2 separate regions of the Homo sapiens genome follow, and region 2 is linked to region 1. Evidence: chromatin loops called from intact Hi-C (ENCODE). Cell type or tissue: K562. All regions are shown on one strand. Links, peaks and the distances in the headings refer to the core of each region. The heading gives the core; the rest is flanking DNA.

Evidence for each region. Peaks named below come from ENCODE experiments on the same cell type or tissue, not always from the same donor. Only the 100,000 strongest peaks of a DNase experiment are listed, where the experiment ranks them.
Region 2: a loop joins it to region 1, with 2.5 times the contacts of the local background. A loop is called at or near these places in 2 of 110 quality-filtered maps.

What each region holds. Positions count from the first base shown.
Region 1 is chr1:37,763,161-37,773,736 of GRCh38, forward strand. It overlaps EPHA10 (EPH receptor A10), which reads right to left and starts at 1,960. Exons shown (of 17, transcript NM_001099439.2): 1 at 1,801-1,960. The coding sequence starts at 1,906. LOC105378650 (a long non-coding RNA gene) reads right to left here and starts at 4,156. Exons shown (of 3, transcript XR_947192.2): 1 at 4,036-4,156; 2 at 3,331-3,521; 3 at 2,569-2,733. In K562, for the core only: a CTCF peak has its summit at 3,057 (motif pointing left); DNase peaks (open chromatin) are centred at 1,341, 2,061 and 3,051; H3K27me3 peaks cover 2,851 bases.
Region 2 is chr1:37,599,090-37,609,761 of GRCh38, forward strand. No RefSeq gene overlaps it. Among named protein-coding and RNA genes, the nearest start is that of GNL2, 8.5 kb to the left of the region's middle. RefSeq lists an enhancer at 4,139-4,433. In K562, for the core only: CTCF peaks have their summits at 4,225 (motif pointing right) and 6,293; DNase peaks (open chromatin) are centred at 4,222 and 6,342; H3K27me3 peaks cover 5,681 bases.

The DNA of each region.
Region 1 (10,576 bases), core at 1-8,000:
AAAGCCACTTTCACTGGTCTAGAGTCAAGGTGTCAGCAGGACTGTTTTCTTTTGGAGGCTCTGAGGGGAGAACTCATGTCCTTACCATCTTCAGCGTCTGGTGGCCGCCTGTAGTCCCTAGCTTGTGGTCCCCTCCTCCATCTTCAAATCACATCACTTTAATCTCTGCCTCAGTCATCACACTGCCTCCTCCTCTGACTCTGGCTCCTCCTGCACCCCTCATACAAGGACCATTGTGATTATTGGGCCCATCCAGATAATCTAAAACAACCTCTCCATCTCAAAAGATCACTAATCACATATGCAAAGTCCTTTTTGTCAATTAAGCTAACATTCACGGTTCTAGGGATTAGGACATTGACATATTGGGGGTGGGGGTCATCATTCAGCCTTCTACAGGGTCCATGGCAAATACTCTAAGGTTGGCTCTCAGATTGGGGGTGGGAGTCAGTGACTCTCCCCAGCCTTCTTAGGTTCCCAAAATTATAGCTAAGAGTCAATTAGAGAGAGAGAGAGAGAGAAAGTGAGTAGTGAATGTATCAGGGGATTCCTGTATATACCCCCCAATCCACTCCTACTCAGGGGCTTTTCTGAGGTCGGTGGTCCCCAGGCATGAAGACTTGAACATTTTTAGACTGACTCCCGGGCCTCTGAGAAAACAATGTGGAGAGATACTGCTAACAACTGGAGAAATAAAATCTCTCTTCTCCTCAGCCAGCCCTTTTCCCAGGGGCTGTCACTTCCACTGCTTTTGAAAGAATGTCTGGGGTTCTTTTATGTATACATCTATGACCCTTCCTACCAGAGAAGCTTGAAGTCCCTTTATTCCCCCAGGAGGCATCGGATCAGCAGCCTGCAACCTCTCAGCATGGATCACAGAAAATGGTTTGGACAGCAGAGTCCGCAGACCAGAGACAGGAGGTCAGGACACCCCGGAGTCTTGGGAGATTACCCTCTGGAGCTTAAACCAGGGGGTGGGCCACCAAGGTGAGGGCCTCTCCAGAGGCGTCAGCGACTGTGGGCAGGACCGCCGACGGCTTTCCGAGATCCGCGCAACTGACAGCACATCGGAATCGCGAACTGGAAGGCATCAGCCATCCAGGGCCCAGACCAACCCCGCGGTCAACGCCTCAGATTCCAGCTCCTCCGGATTCTGCACCTAGATATGACGCCTCTGGATTCAACTGAGCGTATAGCTCCCCTAAATGCACAATCAGAGGCAAGACGCGGGCTCCAGTATCGCCGACAGCCTCAAACCCGGCAACGCGGAGCGCGCCCGGCAGACTACGCTCAGAATTCAGCACTGCGGACAGTTCCATGATCAGCACGTCGGGCAGCGCCCGGATCCAGCCCCCTCGACCAGCATTCCACCTTCTGTTGGCCACACTGTGGTCTCCTAGCCCCTGTAGTCCGGGCTCCATCCCGTCTCCCCATATTCCGAGCTCACCTCCGCATCTCCCTGTCTCCACTCTTCATCTCCCCGCCCCCGCACCTCCCACCTCCAATCACTCAGCTTGTCCGTCTCACCGGCCGCTGGACCGCCGCCTCTGGCTCCCGCGGTTCCTGGCCTCTTTCTTTCCCAACCTCCCGGGTCTCCAGCCCCCAAGCTCCTCAGCGCCCCTCTCTTCGCTACTGCTTGATCACATTTTTCTCTGTCTCTCCAGTTCTTTGCTGCCTGCTTGCTTCAAGCCCCAATACAGACTCTAGTCTCTCCAATGACTCCTTCCCCCAGAACCCCCATCGCCAGCCCCCTATCTTTTGGTATGCCACGCTCCGAGCAGAGCTCACCAGTCTTCTCACCTTCCTCGGCGGTCCCAGGCCGCCAGGGTCCCAAAAGCAGCGCGAGACAGAGCTGCATCCGGCAGAGGAAGAGGCGCAGCGGGTGTGGACCGGCGCAGGTCTCCATGGTCCGCAGACCGAGCTGTCAGTCCGGCGGCGGCTCAAGCCGCGCCAGCCTAGCACCGCTGAGCAATGCCCCCAGACCCCAGAGCCAGCGGGGGGCGGAGTCTCACCGCTCACCATCATCCATGGGAACCAATCACTAGGCACCGCCGCGGGATGCCAACCAATCCCCGCCAGCAGAGGGTGGGAAGGTGGAGTTTCATAGGCCAGGGGCGGAACACCCAACTGGTGGGGAAAGGAAGGGGTCCTGCAGATCTCCAAACCGTGGGGGGTGGGGCAGCTGTGGGAGCTGGCAGGGCTTCTGCGAGAGGGGAATGAGCTGGCATCGGTGGCCCAGAGCGCTAAACCTTAGCTCCTCATTCCTGAGAAGTAGGCAGGCAAGGTGGGCTTGGCTTAAGGAGGGGCGACCCTCGGGGAGGCAGCAACACTTGCAGCCTCTGAGCTAGTCTGAAAGCTCCCTTGTTCCCAGGACTTGCGGGGTTTTGAAGCTTTATGTCCTGACCCCAAGCTCTGGGGAGCTCTCCTGTCTCCCTGCCCTAGGTCTGTTCCTGTGTCTGAGGCTCCCGGTGTCTCCTAGCTCATCCCCCCCTTTCTCTTCCCGCCCTCATCACACACACACACACACACACACACACACACACACACACACACACACAGCGGCAGGAAGGAGGGGCCGAACGATCCCGGGAGCTGCTCGGGAAAGGAGAGCAAAGTGAGGGACGGGGTCCTGCCCTACCAACGCGCTTCCGAGGCTGGGAAACCATGTGGACGCTGGGATGGGGGCGGTGGCGGTTTTGCATGAACGATCGGTTCCTCAGGTTCTTGCTCCTGCTGTCAAGATACAAGCAGCACACCTCACAACCACCCATGCCCTCAGTCTGCTCAGAGTCGGGGGTTCCCCTCTTTGATCACCCCACTCCGCCCACCCCAGGGGACTGGTGAACAGCACAGAGGCCAGGAATCGGAGACATCTGCGAGAGAGGCGGAGCAATCCTGGCAGAGTTCAGCCGGCGCTGAAGAAGCCGCAAGAAAACGTGGAACAAGACCTCTGTCTAGTGAAGGTCATTTATGTGCAAGCTGAGGGTTTAACACTTTGGTGGTGGGAAGGGTTGGGGCCCTCCAGGACGAGGGAGGCGGCTACTGAGCGCCACCATCTGGGCTGAACTTGAGGGGAGAAAGCTCCACCCACCTCGTGGCTTTTCCGAGCTCTTTTCTTGGGGGACCCACCCCCTCTCTATTTGGAAGCGAATATAGCCTGAGAAACCTCGAGAGTGAGTGTGAGTCCTGTGACTACTTGGCCCCTGCGGTCTGAGTGTCTGTGCTTTTGCATATATGTATCCCTCACCCCTCTACCCAGCCCTCACTGGGCGCCATGCTCTGTGCTGCGGATGCCCTGGTGAACCACGCTGTCTCTGCCAGAGTCCATACCTCTTTGAACGCCGAGTGTAAGGAGGATTCCTGGCATCGTAGATCACTGGCCATTTACAACCCGCTTTCATGTGCCATTTCTGCGTGTGTGCTTGTGTATATGTGCGAGTAAATGCACACGTGCCCACTCAGACATACTTGCTGGACAGTAGCAATAGGAGGAGTAGGTGGGAGGAATTGGTCTTCTTTACCTGCAGAAAGAAAGGTCATCAGGAGAGGCTGTGGCTTGGACACCACAGGAGACAAGCCCCCTGAGGAAGCAGAAGGAGGTGTGGCATCCCTCCAGTCCTTGGATGCAGGCGGGACTTCTAAAACCAGACCTACCTGAGGAAGGGTTCTCACACTGCCACCTCCTTTCCATCTTCATTCTCCTCACGCTCGATTTCTCCCCTCCCCCTGCCTCCACCTCTGGGAGATGGTATTTTTAGAAGCTGCTTAGAGACCCAGGACTCCTTTCATTTCAAAATGAGTCCTCACTCCACCACCCCTCACTCCTCTTTAAAACCGGGTTCCATCCCCTTAGCAGGCTCTAAGGCACCAATCATGGCTTCTTACTGAAGCTCCAGGGACTTCAGCCCAGAGGTTCTGACCCTCGGTGCTAAAACAAAATACAGACTTCCTCTGAACCTGACAAGGATCTTTCAGAAACCAAACAGATGGGGGAAATTATCTGGGGAAATCTACATAGGATGCTCTGGCAAATACCTGACTGTTGGAGTCTGGTTTCTACCCTCTTCCACCACACACACCTTCACGCATCTGGGGGAAATTTCCAGACAGAGACCCTAGGAATAGGGGGAAAGAAGAGGAAAAAAAAGGAGTGAAATAATCCTTCCCTTTCTTCCTCTGAGCAATTCATTTACAATAAAACCAGAATGGAGAAGCCCCAGTGAATGCAGATATATGCAAATCAGCTGGATGTTAATAAGAGTTGCTCTAAGGCGGACCCCACTCTACCAGGAAGCCGCAGAACTGAAAGCTCAGTAAAGAAATTCCGGAGGGCCTTAGAAGGAAACCAACCCATTGTTTATCTCGACCTTTAAGTGCTGGGGGCCAGTTAACTAATGGAAGGGGTTAGGTTCCTCCCAGGAATAGCAATGGGGACTAGTGAAATTGGGGGTGGGGACAGAGAAGGGGTATCTGTCTATGGCATTCAACCCTCAGCCCTCAGCAGCTTTGGGCTGCTTTCTGTCTATGGTGCTGAATCCAACAGAGTCTGGACATTCAGTTAGACCTCGGACTTCTCTGCTGCCATGTTCTGATCCTTGGCAGGATCATAAAGAGTAAGTAGTTTTGCTTCATAATCTTAAAGATTTTCTCTGCTTAATTTTCAAAATTAGTAAATTAAATGCTTTATATTTCCTTTACCTAAGAAAATACAGTGGTTGCATCTGCTCCTCCGGCCTATAACCAAAATCCATCAATTCATGTCTTCAGGAGATAAGCACCCTTCACTCCCTTGCAGAAGGGTGGAGGGGCCTGGAACCCACCCAGAAACATCTTGTTTTCTCTTTTGCTCCTCTCAGAACTCTACTGAAGCAGGCTGGAAGGGATACTCCTCTCTACTTCTACCTCACTATCTTCTAGGATCATGGGGAGGACACTTGATGAGGCCGAGCAACTTAATTAAACACCCAAAATAATAAAAAGTGACCTTCCAGGGAGCAGATTTAATGTTACCACAACCTCCATCTCCAAGTTACTGAAAGTTACAAATCTAGGTGCTGAAGATTTGACCTCTTCCTTTTGCACAGATACAGAAAGTATGTTGAGCCTGACTGGACAGAGAAGGTTATCTCCTCCATAAAGAAGTTTAAGTTTGTGTCAGAGGAATCAGGGTCAAGTCCCACTCTCAGGAAGAAGGATGGGGAGAGGCAAAGAGCAGTGAGAGCTTTATTGTTCAAAGGGTCATCTTTTTTTTTTTTTTGAGACAGTGTCTCACTCTGTTGCCCAGGCTGGAGTGCAGTGGCCTGATTTCAGTCCACTGCAACCTCTGCTTCCCAGGTTCAAGCGATTCTCCTGCCTCAGCCTCCCAAGTAGCTGGGACTACAAGTGCACACCACCACAGCTGGCTAATTTTGTATTTTTAGTCGAGATGGGGTTTCGCCATGTTGGCCAGGCTGGTCTCAAACTCCTGACCTCAAGTGATCCACCCACCTCAGCCTCCCAAAGTGCTGGGATTATAGGCATGAGCCACCATGCCTGGCCTAAACTGTATTTTCTTAGATAAAGGAAGCACAAAGCATTTAATTTACTAATTTTGAAAATTCAGCAGAGAAAACCTTTAAGATTATGAAACACAACCACTTACCCTTTATGAGCCTCCACTTCTTTCTTTGTAAAATAGGAACAAAAACAGTTTTCAGAGTTATTGTGAGGTCAGAATATAATTTTTACATGTGACCCAGCTCTGTGCTTGGCACATAGCTCTGGTATATATTATTTTTCAACTCCATGGTTAATTAAGGTAAACAACAACAACAACAAACAAACAAACAAAAAACAGAAGAAAAAAGGAAAAGAAGTCTGGGCACGGTGGCTTACACCTGTAACCACAGCACTTTGGGAGGCTGAGGCGAATGGATTACCTGAGGTCAGGAGTTCGAGACCAGTCTGGCCAACATGGTGAAACTCCATCTCTACTAAAAGTACAAAATAGCTGGACATAGTGGTGTGCACCTGTAGTCCCAGCTACTCAGGAGGCTGAGGCAGGAGAATTGCTTGAACTCGGGAGGCAGAGGTTGCAGTGAGCCGAAATTATGCCATTGCACTCCAGCCAGAGCAAAAAAGAGAGAAATTCCGTCAAATAAAAAAAAAAAAGATAAAGGAAGATTAAGTGGTGAAGTAGGAAGAGAGAAAGATATATATAATTAGAGAGAGAGAGTCATAGAGGAAAAGACAGAATGAGGGATAAAGAAAGAGACAGCTGATTGAGATGAATGTGGCTAGGAAGCACAGGAGTCTGAAAGAAATGTGCTTGAAGAGACAGGAGTGTCATCAGGGCAGGCTGGCTGGCCAGCTGACAAGTGGCATCAGAGGTGACTTTTACCTTGGTAAATTCATCATGGTCCAGGCTTATGAACTTGACTTTAACAGCATTAAGAGAGAACCTATCTATTGGGGAATGGAAAGTAGATCCTACTAACCCAGCTCCTATCCTGCTATCTGAGCCAGAGAAGCAATGTATTAATTTATGATGAGAAATAGAACTGCCAAGGGGACCAGAATGCTCACAATGCCATGTCCAGCACATTCTTTCCCCGTAGGAAAATATGCACAGGAAGCCAATTTATGATGTGAAGACAGCTTTGAGAGTGGGACGGGAGGGAGGTGAATGGTTTAAATATTTGATGGCATCAGGCTCGGATAGCTTTGTGCCTCCAAATCCCCAGAAGGAATAAACCTGCTACTGGCACCTGAGTAACTGTGTAGGGGCCAGGACTGGGATGGAATATACAAATATGTGCTTCTCTGACTCTCTCTCTCTCTCTCTCTCTCTCTCCCTAATACATATATACATACACACACACATACACACACACACACACACACACACACACACATATATATATATATACACATACATATATTTATGTATGTATTAGAGACAAGCACTCTGTTGCCCAGGCTGGAGTGCAGTGGTGCAATCATAGCTCACTGCAGCCTCAACCTCCTGGGTTCAAGCAATCCTCCAACCTCCTGGGTAGCTAGGACTACAGGCACACACCACCATGCTCATAATTCTTTTTATTTTTTCTTTTGTAGAGACAGGGTATCACTATGTTCCCCAGGCTGGTCTCAAAGTCTGGCCTAAAGTGATCCTCCTGCCTCGACCTCCCAAAGCATTGGGATTACAGGTGTGGACCACCATATCCAGCCTTCTGACTCTATATTTTTGTTCTAGCTCTACTTCTGAGCAGCCCATTTTTAGATTGAAGTTCTTTTAAATTTAAATCACCAAAGTAATATAAACTAATGAAAATTGTATAAGTAAAAATATCCATCCTTTCCACTCCAGATAGTCCCCCTCCCAAATTTAAATTCTGCTAAAGATTGATATGTACAATTCCTGATATTTTCTACCCACACACACAACTTTACAGAAAATTAATACATCTATTAGTGTCATAAACACTGTTGATTATTTACCCAATAGCTTTCCCCTTTCATATTTTATATTGCTGGCAGAGTCCCAGTTTTATTTGGATGTTCTTCTACTGTAGTTGTTTGCTAGTGAAAGATGATCCTCTCCCCAAGTTCAGGGATAAGTAAAGATTGCTGTTTGGTAATCATTCCCATCCCATTCCATGTAGTGTGTGATTACAACCCTGGCCTTCTGAATTAGAAATTATAGAAAAGATTTTCACTCCTAATAAACAGAGATGGATGACAGGCAGCATTCCACTTCTTCTCTGGATGTCATGTCTGCATTTGACACCTGGAGCTGCTGCAGCCATTATTACAACATCATGAAGGGGGATATCTCCACATTGGCAGTTAAGATTTTTCAGTCGTGTTTAACAGGAAACCAAATAAAACTGGCTTAAACAAAAATGAGATTGTATTGGTTGATATAATTGGATAGGAGTAGATCTGTATAGAACAGTAAGATTTTGCATTGGAATTCTGGTAGAGTGCAAAATCACCAAACCTGGATACTCTAAAAAAGAATGCAATTGAAATCCTAGAACTGAAAAATATAATAATTGAATTTAACATAGTAGATGGAGCTGATAGCAGGTTAGACACAGCTAATTCTAGGATTAATGATGTGAAATATAGTTTCAGCATAAAATATCTAGTATCAGAAGAGAGAAAAGAATTGAAAATAGGCATGGGCAAGGACTTCATGTCTAAAACACAAAAAGCAATGGCAACAAAAGCCAAAATTGACAAATAGGATCTAATTAAACTAAAGAGCTTCTGCACAGCAAAAGAAACTACCATCAGAGTGAACAGGCAACCTACAGAATGGGAGAAAATTTTTGCAATCTGCTCATCTGACAAAGGGCTAATATCCAGAATCTACAATGAACTCAAACAAATCTACAAGAAAAAAACAAACAACCCCATCAACAAGTGGGCAAAGGATATGAACAGACACTTCTCAAAAGAAGACATTTATGCAGCCAAAAGACAGATGAAAAAGTGCTCATCATCACTGGCCATCAGAGAAATGCAAATCAAAACCACAATAAGATACCATCTCACACCAGTTAGAATGGCAATCATTAAAAAGTCAGGAAACAACAGGTGCTGGAAAGGATGTGGAGAAATAGGAACACTTTTACACTGTTGGTGGGACTGTAAACTAGTTCAACCCTTGTGGAAGTCAGTGTGGCCATTCTTCAGGGATCTAGAACTAGAAATACCATTTGACCCAGCAATCCCATTACTGGGTATATACCCAAAGGATTATAAATCATGCTGCTATAAAGACACATGCACATATATGTTTATTGTGGCACTATTCACAATAGCAAAGACTTGGAACCAAGCCAAATGTCCAACAATGATAGACTGGATTAAGAAAATGTGGCACATATACACCATGGAATACTATGCAGCCATAAAAAATGATGAGTTCATGTCCTTTGTAGGGACATGGATGAAGCTGGAAACCATCATTCTCAGCAAACTATCACAAGGACAAAAAACCAAACACTGCATATTCTCACTTATAGGTGGGAATTGAACAATGAGAACACATGGACACAGGAAGGGCAGGCAACATCACACACCGGGACCTGTTGTGGGGTGGGGGGAGGGGGGAGGGATAGCATTAGGAGATATACCTAATGTTAAATGATGAGTTAATGGGTGCAGCACACCAACATGGCACATGTATACATATGTAACTAACCTGCACGTTGCGCACATGTACCCTAAAACTTAAAGTATAATAAAAAATATATATATAGGTAAGAGAGAAAGAGACATATGGGACATGGCAAAAAGGCCTAAATACATGGAATTAGAGTCCTAGAAAGAGGAAACAGGAAAGAAGTACTATTTGAAAAGAGAGTAGTTGAAAATTTTCCAAAATTGATGAAAGATATCAAGACACATACTCAAGAAGCACTATCAATCCCAAGCAGGATAAATGCAAAGAAAACTACACTTTTTTTTTTTGAGACAGCGTCTCACTCTGTCACCCACGCTGGAGTGCAGTGGTGTCATGTCGGCTCACTGCAACCCTCTGCCTCCCGGGTTCGAGCAATCCTCCTGCCTCAGCCTCCCGAGTAGCTGAGGCACGTGCCACCATGCCCAGCTAATTTTTGTATTTTTATTAGAGACAGGGTTTTGCCATGTTGGCCAGGCTTGTCTCAAACTCCCTACCTCAAGTGATCTGCCCACCTCGGCCTCCCAAAGTGCTGAGATTATAAGCATGAGCCACCACAGTTGGCCGAAAACTGTATTTAAGCATTTCATAATAAAACTGCTGAAAACCAAAGACAAAGAAAAAATATTAAAAGCAATTAGAGAGGGAGAGACACATTACCTTCAAAGGAACAACATTAAGACTGACAATGGTGGAGTGTGGTGGCTCATGCCTGTAATACCAGCACTTTGGGAGGCCGAGGCAGGCGGATCACCTGAGGTCAGGAGTTCAAGACCAGCCTGGCCAACATGGTGAAACCCCATCTCTACTAAAAATACAAAAATTAACCAGGCATGGTGGCACGCTCCCATAGTCCCAGCTACTGGGGAGGCTGAGGCAGGAGGATTGCTTGAACCTGGGAAGTGGAGGTTGCAGTGAGCCAAGATTGCACCACTGCACTCCAGCTTGGGCGATAGAGTGAGACTCTGTCTCAAAACAAACAAACAAACAAAACACACACACACACACGTACACACACACACACACATGAACAACTTTGGTTAGGCATGGTTGCTCATGCCTGTAACCCCAGCACTTTGGAAGGCCAAGGAAGAAGGATCACTTGAGGCCAGGAGTTCAATATCAGCCTAGGCAACACAGCGAGACTCCATCTGTACAAAAAAAAATACAAGAATTAGCCAGACATGATGGTGTGCACCTGTAGTCCCAGCTACTCAGGAGGTTGTAGTGGGGGATCACTTGACCCAGCAGGTTGAGGCTACAGTGAGCTAGGATCACACCACTGCACTCCAGCCTGGGCAACAGAACAAGACTGTCTCAATTTTTTGAAAAAAGGGCTGAGGCCAGGCACAGTGGCTCATGCTTGTAATCTCAGCACTTTGGGAGGCTGAGACAGGAGGATCA
Region 2 (10,672 bases), core at 882-8,881, 160 kb before region 1:
CAGGCTGGAGTGCAATGGCACGATCTCAGCTCACTGCAACCTCTGCCTCATCAGTTCAAGCAATTCTCCTGCCTCAGCCTCCCGAGTAGCTGGGATTGCAGGCACCCACCAGGACACCCAGCTAATTGTTGTATTTTCAGTAGAGATGGGGTTTCGCCATGTTGGCCAGGCTGGTCTTGAACTCATGACCTCAGGTGATCCACTTGCCTCAGTCTCCCAAAGTGCTGGGATTATAGGCATGAGCCAGTGTGCCGGGCCCTGACCTCACTTTTATCTTCATTCTGTAAAAAGTTTATCACTGGGGTCTAATGGGCAAATAGCAGCAGCTTCTAAAGCAACATTTTTTAAAGTGTGGTCTGAGAACCACAAGCATCAGAATCACTTGGGGGATCTGTTTTAAAATGCTGGGCATGGTGGCTCATGCCTGGAATCCCAGCACTTTGGGAAGCAGAGGCAGGTGGATCGCTTGAGCGCAGGAGTTCGAGATCAGCCTGGGTGACATGGTAAAACTTTGTTTCTACAAAACATACAAAAATTAGCCAGGCGTGGTGGCTCAAACCTGTAGTCCCAGGTACTTGGGAGGCTGAAGCTGGAGAATCTCTTGAGCCTGGGAAGTGGAGCCTGCAGTGAGATCGTGCCACTGCACTCCAGCCTGGGTGACAGAGTGAGATCCTGTCTCAAAAATAAAATAAAATAAAACAAAAATGCAGATTTCTGGGTTTTATCCCAGAGCTTCCAAAATCAGACCATCTTGGGGGTGGGGCCAAGAGAATCTACATTTTAGCAAGCTCCTCAAGTGATTCTTGTATATACAAAAGTGAAGTCTTTTCCAAGAGTCACTCGGAGGCTTTCTGACCTGCTGACCAGAAGGCAGCCCTGGAAGATCAAGCTTCTTTCCTACCTATCTTAAATCATCTTGTTCTTCTTAGCAGAGCCAGGGTGAGGAAGGCTGCTGCAGTGTCTAATGCACTCTGAAAATATATATCTTGGCTCTGCCCCAAATGCCTTGATATTTATGCTGCAGCCGGAGGGTCGTTATCCTTTGGCAATGCTCATTTGTAAGGCCATTAGCTCTTAATTAGTGCCGGCTTGTTGAGTTGTACTTCCCAGTTGAACTGCTAGCAGAAGCTGCTCTTTTGGGGCCTCTTGTGTCTCTCCTCTGGCAAGCCCATGAAGCATTGACCCGTGCCTGCTGAGGCCAAGAGTTGGGCCCCTGGAATGGCCGCTGCCCAATGTGAAACAGTCCTAGTCCCCAAATGCTAGGTTCTGGGACTCTGGAAGAACAGAGAAAGGCTCAGAATATACATCTTCAGGATTTTGTTGTTTTGTTTCACTGATAGAAAACAAAAAAGTGAGTCCTTGGTTATACAACCTCAACAGTTTTACAAGCAAATTCAAGTATCAGAAAAGTAAAGTTCGGCCGGGCGTGGTGGCTCATGCCTGTAATCTCAGCACTTTGGGAGGCCAAGGCAGGCAGATCATCTGAGGTCAGGAGTTCAAGATCGGCCTGGCCAACATGGTGAAACCCCATCTCTACTAAAAATACAAAAATTAACCGGGCGTGGTGGCACACGCCTGTAAACCCAGCTACTAGGGAGGCTGAGGCACAAGAATTGCTTGAGCTTGAGAGGCAGAGGTTGCAGTGAGTCAAGATTTACACCAGTGCACTCCAGCCTGGGCGACACAGTGAGACCCTGCCACAAAAAAAAAAAAAAAAAAAAAAAAAGGAAAAGAAAAGAAAAGTGTATTAACTTAGAGCTTCATAGGCCAAGTTACCCTCAGTTTTCAGTCTAGGGTGTCTGGGAAATTCTTGGACAAGGATATAGCAAACTAGTGGGCTTGCTACCTGTAAAAATGGCTAGGAGACTCACCTCTGGGAACCCCAAGAAACTTTTCTTCATGGTCACCACTTCTAAGTGGGAAAAACAGTCGTATTAGTCTTGGCATGCATCTCACTGCTGGGTAGGAGCTCTTCAAAAAGATCCCCAGATTAAGCTTTGGAAAAATAACTAGAAGCATTTCGCTCCTTCCTATCACCAAATCCCTTGTGGTCTTCGGCATATTCTGCTCAAGAAAATCTGAGAAGCACTTTTATGAGATGCTATTAATGGCCTCTAATTTTCAGCATGGTTTAGATAACTCAAGACTGCTGGCCGTGTCCTGAGAAGTGGATCCAGAACACACATTGATGTGGGAATTTAAAGTATAATTCCAAATTGTAGGTAATTGTTTAAGCTCTGAGGAGGCTGGAGGGCCTATATTAAGTCATCTCCCCAGGATCAGTGTGTTTCCTATTACACTCAATATCTATCTGTCCAGGGATCCTTTTGATTTTGAAGCCGTTAGACCAAATCTTTGTGTAATTCTTTACTCCCTTCTCTCCTGCCTACCTCCCTCCTTTTTCTTTAAGAAAACACTTTTTAAAAACTTTATCCAGGTCCCTTGGTTTGTTTCCAGTAGAATAATGTCATGTTAAAGAATCTGAAAAGTTAACTTCCCATCTAAAACCAACAGATCAGTGGAGCTCTGTCTGTCAGAAGTTCAGTCTTGCCCTAAGGGCATCCTCTGCCCAGCAAGACACTGAGATTTTCCTTGACCTCCTCCATCCCTCTTGCTCTTCTGTCTAGACTAGGAACAAAATCTTATTTCTAAAATAGAGATTCAGGCAAAGGTATGGAAGAAAGTCAGGGTGAATATCTTCTCAAGCAGCAGAGGAAGAACTAGTCAAAACCTTTAGCTATGTTTCCTTTTTTAGAGCCCCAGTTAGAAAAAGATAAGTCTATCACTCCCTCATCTTTGGGAAAAGCAATCCTTCCTACTCACTTTTTAACCCAGTTTGGAGGAATCTTCTAGATGTTTTTGTTTTGTTTTGTTTTGTTTTGTTTTGAGACAGAGTCTGGCTCTGTCACCCAGGCTGCAGTGCAGTGGCACAATCTCGGCTCACTGCAACCTCGGCCTCCCGGGTTCACGCCATTCTCCTGCCTCAGCCTCCCGAGTAGCTGGGACTACAGGCGCCCGCCACTACGCCTGGCTAATTTTTTGTATTTTTAGTAGAGACGGGGTTTCACCATGTTAGCCAGGATGGTCTCGATCTCCTGACCTCGTGATCTGCCCACCTCGGCCTCCCAAAGTGCTGGGATTACAGGCATGAGCCACCACGCCCTGCCAGATGGTTTTTTGTTGTTGTCATTTGTTTGTTTGTTTGTTTTGAGACGGAGTCTCACTCTGTCATCCAGGCTGGAGCACAGTAATGCGATCTTGGCTCACTGCAACCTCTGCCTCCCAGGTTCAAGCAATTCTCCTGCCTCAGCCTCCTGAGTAGCTGGGATTACAGGTGCCTGTCACCATGCCCAGCTGATTTTTGTATTTTCCGTAGTGACAGGGTTTCACCATGTTGGCCAAGCTGGTCTCAAACTCCTGACCTCAAATGATCCACCTACCTCAGCTTCCCAAAGTGCTGGGATTACAGGCATGAACCACTGCACCTAGCCCCTTCTAGATGCTTTAAAAGTCTATCTGAGAGACTTTAAAGTTGTCAGTTTTGCTTCTAGCTAGAGCTAGGGAAATCCCCAAGATGCCCAGTCACTGTGCCCAGGACCTGGGGACTCAGGTTTTGCTGTGTCCTCCCCACTCTCCTACGTCAAGAAAAGGCATGAACCAAACCAAGTAGCTTATCTCTGAGTGCAGGGGTAGGCAAATTACAGCCCACAGGCCAAATCCCACCAGTTGCTGTTTTTATGTGGCCCAAAAGCTAAGAATGGTCTTTATGTTATTAAATGACCGACCAAATTCAAAATAAGAATAGTATTTTGTAACATGTGAAAATTATATGAAATTCAAACTTCTGGGTTCATAAATAAAGTTTTATTGGTTCACAGCCACACTATTTGTTTACATATGGTCTATGGCTGATTTTGCACTACAAAGGCAGAGATGAGTAGCCACGACAGACCACATATGGCCTGTGAAGCCTAAAATATTTACTACCTGGCCCTTTACAGAAAACACTTGCCTACAACCCCCTGTGCTAGGGCACTGGTATGTGTTCTGATCATTGAAGAGACAGGGAATTGACCATTCAATGACTATTTATTTGCCATTGCTCTCTGAGAGTGAACATTGCCCATCCCACTATAGAGGTATATTTCATTTTTTCTGCCCTGGGGATTCAAACGAGGGTCCACTCCTCACCTGATGTAGCTGATGCTTTCATAGACCAGCAGGGGGCTCTCTGCAGAGGTTTAAAATTCACGGAGAGAGAGCCGGTGCTAGAGGGCAAAAGCAAGTCTCAGGGGAGCAGCACTGACCTGTCAGTCCCCTAACTGAGCTCCAGGACTTTTTTTTTTTTTTTCCTGAGGCCAAAGGAGAAGGGAGCTTCAGGCAGAAATCCAAAGGGCTCCTTTGTCCGCAGTCTTTGTGAAAGCAACTTTGGTGACCTTGAAGCAAAGCACAACAGAAAGTAGAGGAGATGGTCCACTTGCCCGGCATGGTTCTGGTGCACCGTGGTCTCTAGGGGCTACACCCAGGGTGGGCAGCTTCAACTGTGTTGGAGGCAGCCCCTGCAGTGGGGCATGGGGGCACACACTGGCAGGTGGTCTTGAGTAGCTTTGTGAGCAATGCATGCTGATGAGGGGCTCAAGAGGCAAGGCAGGGGTGGATGGATGTCCTTGCAGGCCCTATAGCGTTATTTGTAAGCACATATGATCCAACCCTCAGAATCCCCTCCTGCCAATAAATGAGACACTCACCAGGCTGCATATCATGGTACTAAGGTATGGAAAAGCACATGGAAAATGCAGGTTTTCAAATAGCTAAGTGGTAGCTGAGCCAGACTACCTGCGGTCCAATTCTGACCTCATTTATTTATTAGCTGTGTGTCCTTGGTCACATCCTTTTACCTCTTTGTGTCTCAGTTTCCTCATCTGTAAAATCGGCCTAATAATGGTATCCACCTCACAGGGCTGTGTTGAGGGTTAAATGAAGCAATGCAAGTAAAAGGCTTAGAATAGTGTAAGCACTGTGTCGATGTGTAGTACTGTAAGCATTATGTGTATGCGCATAGTGTAAGCACTATGAGAGTATTTCCAACTGTACCCACAGCCTCAAGAGACTTGGGAAAGAACAGGAATGCAATAATACATCCCACAGTCTCTGCTCTCAGGAGCTAACCTTAGGCTATGGGACACAGACATGGATGTCATAAAGGTGAAATAGTCCATAGAAACATACAGGAGGAGCAGCTACTGGGGAGGGGCCTCCTTCACAGAGGAAGGGTAATTCCATCTAGGTATGAAATATGAGTAGAAGGTCTACAGATGAAAGCAGGGAGAAACACATTTTAGGTGGAGGGAACAGCATAGACGAAGGCATGGGAACTTGAATGTGTATTTGTATTGGGCACAGTGAGTAATTCTGAGTAGAAGAGTAGATGGGGCAGGGGATGGGGGTGGCAGGAGATGGGCCTGGAAATCTGGGTCGTCATCAACAGTTGTGGCCAAATGACAGAAAGATCGAGATTGCATTGCTTTTGGCCTGGTGCTCCACTGAACTTTGATGCTGGCCTCATTTTGCCTCCTAGAAGGAAAAATGAGTAAGCACCATCAATAATTATCATCTCCAGGGCTAATATAAGAACATACCCATCCAAGAGGGACCACTTCATTCATTCAATCAACAAACATCTAGCTTGTGATACCAAAAGACAAATGCAATTGGTCAAATATACAGGAAAAATATGGACTGGGCAAGCCATGGCTGTGAAGAACCTGTGGCTACACAGCCAAAGGAAAGCAAAAAAAAGGAAGAGAAAGGAGAGTGACCGATGGGGTGCTACAGGCCGTCTGGGAGAGCAGAGAAGCCAGTCAGCCAGCATGGAGAGAGATCAGGAGGATCAGAAGGGTGAAACAGGTTTGAAAAAAGTGGGAGAAAAAAAGAGGGAAACAGAAGGGTAAACCATGGGAATGCGATGAAAATGTGTTTGTGAAAAATTGAGGTGCAATGTCTGTGGACGTTTTGTTGGTTTGGTGGTGGGAAAAGAATTGTAACTATGTGTGGTAGGCAAATACCTCGTACAGTAAAATACCTTGTGAGAATGAATGTGCGGGCATGAGAGAAATCAAGCACAGTCTATCAGCAATGGTCCTGCCCTTGGGAGAAAGGCCAAGTATATATTCAAGGCAATTGTTGCCAGAGTCTGCAAGCCCCTGGGGCATATCCGAAGTCTGAGCCAGACGGGTTATGTGTATCTCAACCTGGAACAGGCAGCTTTTTATCAGACTTTTCTGTCCAAAGTAGGGAGGCGCTGCTGCACTCCTCCACGCTGAGCCCAGCCCTGGAGGTAGCTGGGCAGGCTGAGTTTCTACTCTGGGGCCCACAAAGAGGTGGCTCCAGCTTCAGGCCCAACCCAGGGCAGTGCTCACATTGGGCTTGCCGCGCCATTGGCTCCTGAGGCCCAAGGTGCGCCAAGGGCAGTCCAATACCCTTTAGGGTGTGGTTTCCTCATGCCCCAGGCAGCAAGGAGTGTAGCAACGAGACACTGGCTCAAATCGGGAACCATTATCCATATGTAAAGCCCTCAGAGATAAATCTGATGGGAACGATGATCAGATTAAAATGTTGAGTTCTGTCATCATGAGCCTGCTAGTCACTTGGCCTCAGCACCGAGTCCTCCCTCTTCAAGTCCTCCAAGATGAGACAGTGGAGTTCAACTGCCTGAATGGCCATCCTGACATCCCCATGGGGCAGGCTTGGGTCAGCAGGGCCACAGCTCACTGCCTCACCCACCCAACCGCCACAGCCTCTTCCCATCTCAGTGTCCTGCTCCAGTTCCAAATCCTTAGGAGAATACTTTCCATGGTCCCTGGGATTGTGACACCCTCATCGTCACACATTTGCCAAGCGAGCCTTCCAGGACTGGCCCAGGAAAGCCAGTTCCTTTGTTCCTTGCGCTGCCAGCTCATTTGACAGGCTTGGATCTGACCTGGCTGTTGCAGCATCACCTATCCCCCTCTTCTGCCCCCAAGTCCCTGTCCCTCCCCTACTCCCCGCTTCTGTTCCCCTGCCCTGAAGGCTGCCAGTTTATTCCTTTTGGAGATGAACTCATTGTTGACTTTAACTCACTTCGATGTTTCCCAGGGAAGCATTCTGGCGGGAGGCCCACCGCAGCTCCTTGAAGAAGACAGCCAGGCGAGGGCCAAGACTGGGTGCCAGGGGCCTTGGAACTGCCAAAATGCCTCCCATTTTATGGACAGGCCTGGCTCACCCTGAAGACATTCCAAGTATTTAATCAGCAGTCCATGGTACATATTGGGTTGCAGAGGGAGCCCTCAGAAGCTGGACTTTTAGGAGACAAAACTCAGCCAGAGGAAGGAGCTGGCCTTCTACATGGACCAGGCTGATGCTCAACAGATGGAAAAAGTGCATCCCAATAACAAGGATCAATAACCGAAGGCTGACAGCTGCAGAGACCTGGCCTGAGAGGCCCCTAAGGACTCAGTTCTGCCTCTTTCCCACACCAGACTGAGTCCAGCCAGGAATCCATCTCACCCACCTCCCTGCACCAAGCTCCGGGAGAGCGAACAAGCGAGGGAGGAACCATTTTTCACATACTTTCTCTTTCAAAATGTAGCCCTGTTTCGCAATTTCCTACTTAAGTTCTGGAAGGCTCTAGGGCAGAACCCAAGACACCTTCTCTAGCCACTGGCCTGGGTCTCTCGTCACCAAGAACCTGGTAGGCTAGCGGTGACGGAGAAAGGAAGGGGCCCAGATTTACGAACTCTCCCACTGTCCCCATCCATGCCAGCTCACCCAAGGGTCTATTTAGTGCAGGTCACTCTCTCTCTGTCTTTTTGTAGAGACAGGGTCTCAGTATGTTGCCCAGACTGGTCTTGAACTCCTGGCCTCAAGCTGTCCTCCTGCCTCAGCCTCCCAAAGTGCTGGGATTAGAGGCATGAGCCGCCACGCCCGGCCTCACATTCTTGATGCTAAAGGAGCTTCAACCAAGCCTCCAGCCAAAACCTGTTTATTGTTCCCCGTGTGTTGGCTTTCTCTTGGGAGAGCCAGAAGGTGCGCCACACCAAAGCAGGTGCACCCAACCCTGGTATGCTCACGTCTCAGCAACCCCTGAGGACCTAATCTTCAGATCTTCTCTACTCCCCTATAACTAGGCTTTTGTTCTGGCTCACTTTTACTGGCAGTACTAGACAGTATTCCAGACCTTTTGCAATGAATCCATTTAGTCCTTAAAAATGAAACCTGTTCCCTCTGATTGTTTTCCTCCCACCTTATCACTGTTCACTTGGGTTTCCACCTGTTGCCCATTTAAATCTGGTCTGGACCACAGCTGGAGAAGTGAGACGCGAAAAGCCAGCACCTGGGTTGCTGGCCCTGCATCAGGGACTTGTAATAGAGCCCAAGAAGCTGACCCTTTTCCTAAATTCCCTCTCAGTCCTCCTACACCAAACCAAACAAACCAGAAAGAAAAAAATCCCCACTTAAGTAAACAAATCCGGAAAACACAACCCCATCACCCAAAATATTGAAATGGAAAACAAATCTACACTCTGGAGATTTGATCTGAAACATACCAGAGCTGGAACTGTGTACGGTGGCCAGAAATGTGTTAGTCTGGGCAAATCTGTGGCCCCGTAGAGGAAAAAGCTAACATTTTCCAAATAACAATGTGGGCACGTAACAACTACATACAATCATGTGCTGTTGTTGCCTAAACCTGGGAATAGGGTTAGGCAGCTCCATATCTTGACATAGATTCCCTCTCTCCAGCACTCAGTCATCCTAAAAAGCACAAGGTGTGATGTCTGGACCAACTCTGGGCTGCTCTCAGCCCTTATGGTCTCTGCCTCAGGTGGGCTGCTTCTAGGGTTGTGAGCAGGTTTTGAAACACACACCCCTCTCCAGCTAAAGACAGGACAGAGTGAGACAGGAGTAGGTCCAGGTGGGGCTAATTGTTTTTTAGGAATGTACTGGGATCGCATCTGAAAGCACCCAGTGTATCAGTATCAGATGATCTTGCCAGTAATTCTGCAGATGTAGAAGCTCAAGTGTGGGGTGTACATCAGTGGATTCAGGACTTCCTGAAACCCATACTGTGTTCCTTATCTTAGCTGCCTAGGGCCTCAAGAGCAGCTTTAGGTGGCTCAAAGATGCGATGCAGAGAAGCGGGATGGCTCAGAGCATCACAGAGTTGATGGCAGGAGATACAGGAGGATCCAGCTCATTCTTTGATGTTGCTAAGATTCTGGATTTCTGCTTTGATGTTGGTGTAGAGGAAAGCTTATGACAGTGCTTCTCAAATTGTTAAATATCTGCACAAATTTACTAAGGGATCTTCTTACAAGGCAGAATCAGATTCTTTAGGTCTGGGTAAGGCCAGAGATTCTGTATTTTTAGCAGCTTCCAGATGAGGCCAAGATCGCTGGTCCATGGCCACACTTTGAGGAGCAAGAGCCTAAGGGTCAGGGACAAATCAGAGACAAAGACAGCCAAGACATACTGGGACTGAGGATTGATGCCCCAAAGTGAGAAACAGAAGGACAAAGAGAATCAATGGTGCACAAAAATAGAGTCAGAGGCTGAAGTGGGAACAGAGAAGGTCAGGGTGACAAAAAGAGGGACCGAGAAGACAGAGTTAGAGACGCAGAGAGGGGCAAAGGCAGAGGGAACACAGAGATGGAAGATGGATGGCACAGAGAGACTTGCAAAAACACAGCCAGGGTCAAGGAGAGGAGACAAGGTAAAGAGTGAGTGAAGAGGGGCTGGAGCTGGCTGTGGGCGGTCTGTGACTGGCAGTGAAGATCACAGGTGTAGACGGGACAAGACCTGCAGGTGCACAGACATGAAATCCCCCACCTTCCTCACCTCCCAGGCTTCCCGCACCTGCATCACTCTCTCCTTGCTCTTGCAGAGCCATCCCTCCCCATGGAACCTTCCACTACTGATTTCCCCTTCTCTTGCCTGTGTACTCAACTGCTTTCTCTTAAGTGCACCCCTCCCAGAAGGTTTTAAATACCATCAAGTCTTTCCCATCTAAAGAAAAAAGGTCTCTCTTGACTCATATTTCTTTCTAGCTCCTGTCCTATTTCTCTTCCTCTTTTTCACAGCTAAGGAATTGTCTGTTTCCATCACCCTCCCCAAACACTGCTGCTAAGCTTCTGTTGGCACACGTTGCTGAGTCCAATGGTCACTTTCCAGTCCTCTTTTGCTTGATCTCTCCCTCCTTCTTGCTAGCTTCTGGGACCTGATATTCCCCTGGGTTTCCTCTTGCCTGCTCCTTCTTTAACTCACCGTTTGTGATCTGATCTTTATATTTAGAGGGACTTTATATTAGAGCTGGGCCCAGACTCCTCTCTTCAACCAGTGCTGTCTTTTCAGTTGAGCTCTTCCAAACCCACAGCCTCAATTGCCTTCTGTACACCAGTTTACATTCCATCCCAAACTCCGCCTGTACAACTAAACTTGTGTTTATGTCTAAGCAATGTCTGCTCACCATCTTTACCAGGATGTCTCAGAGGTACTACAAACTCAACGTGGTCGAAAGCAGATTTATGTTCTTCCTTCTTCTCCCAAACTGGTCTTCCTCGCAGGTTTCCCACCTCAGAACACAGCACTGTCATCTGTCTGGGTGTTTGAGTCAGAAAAAGAGATTTCATCCTTG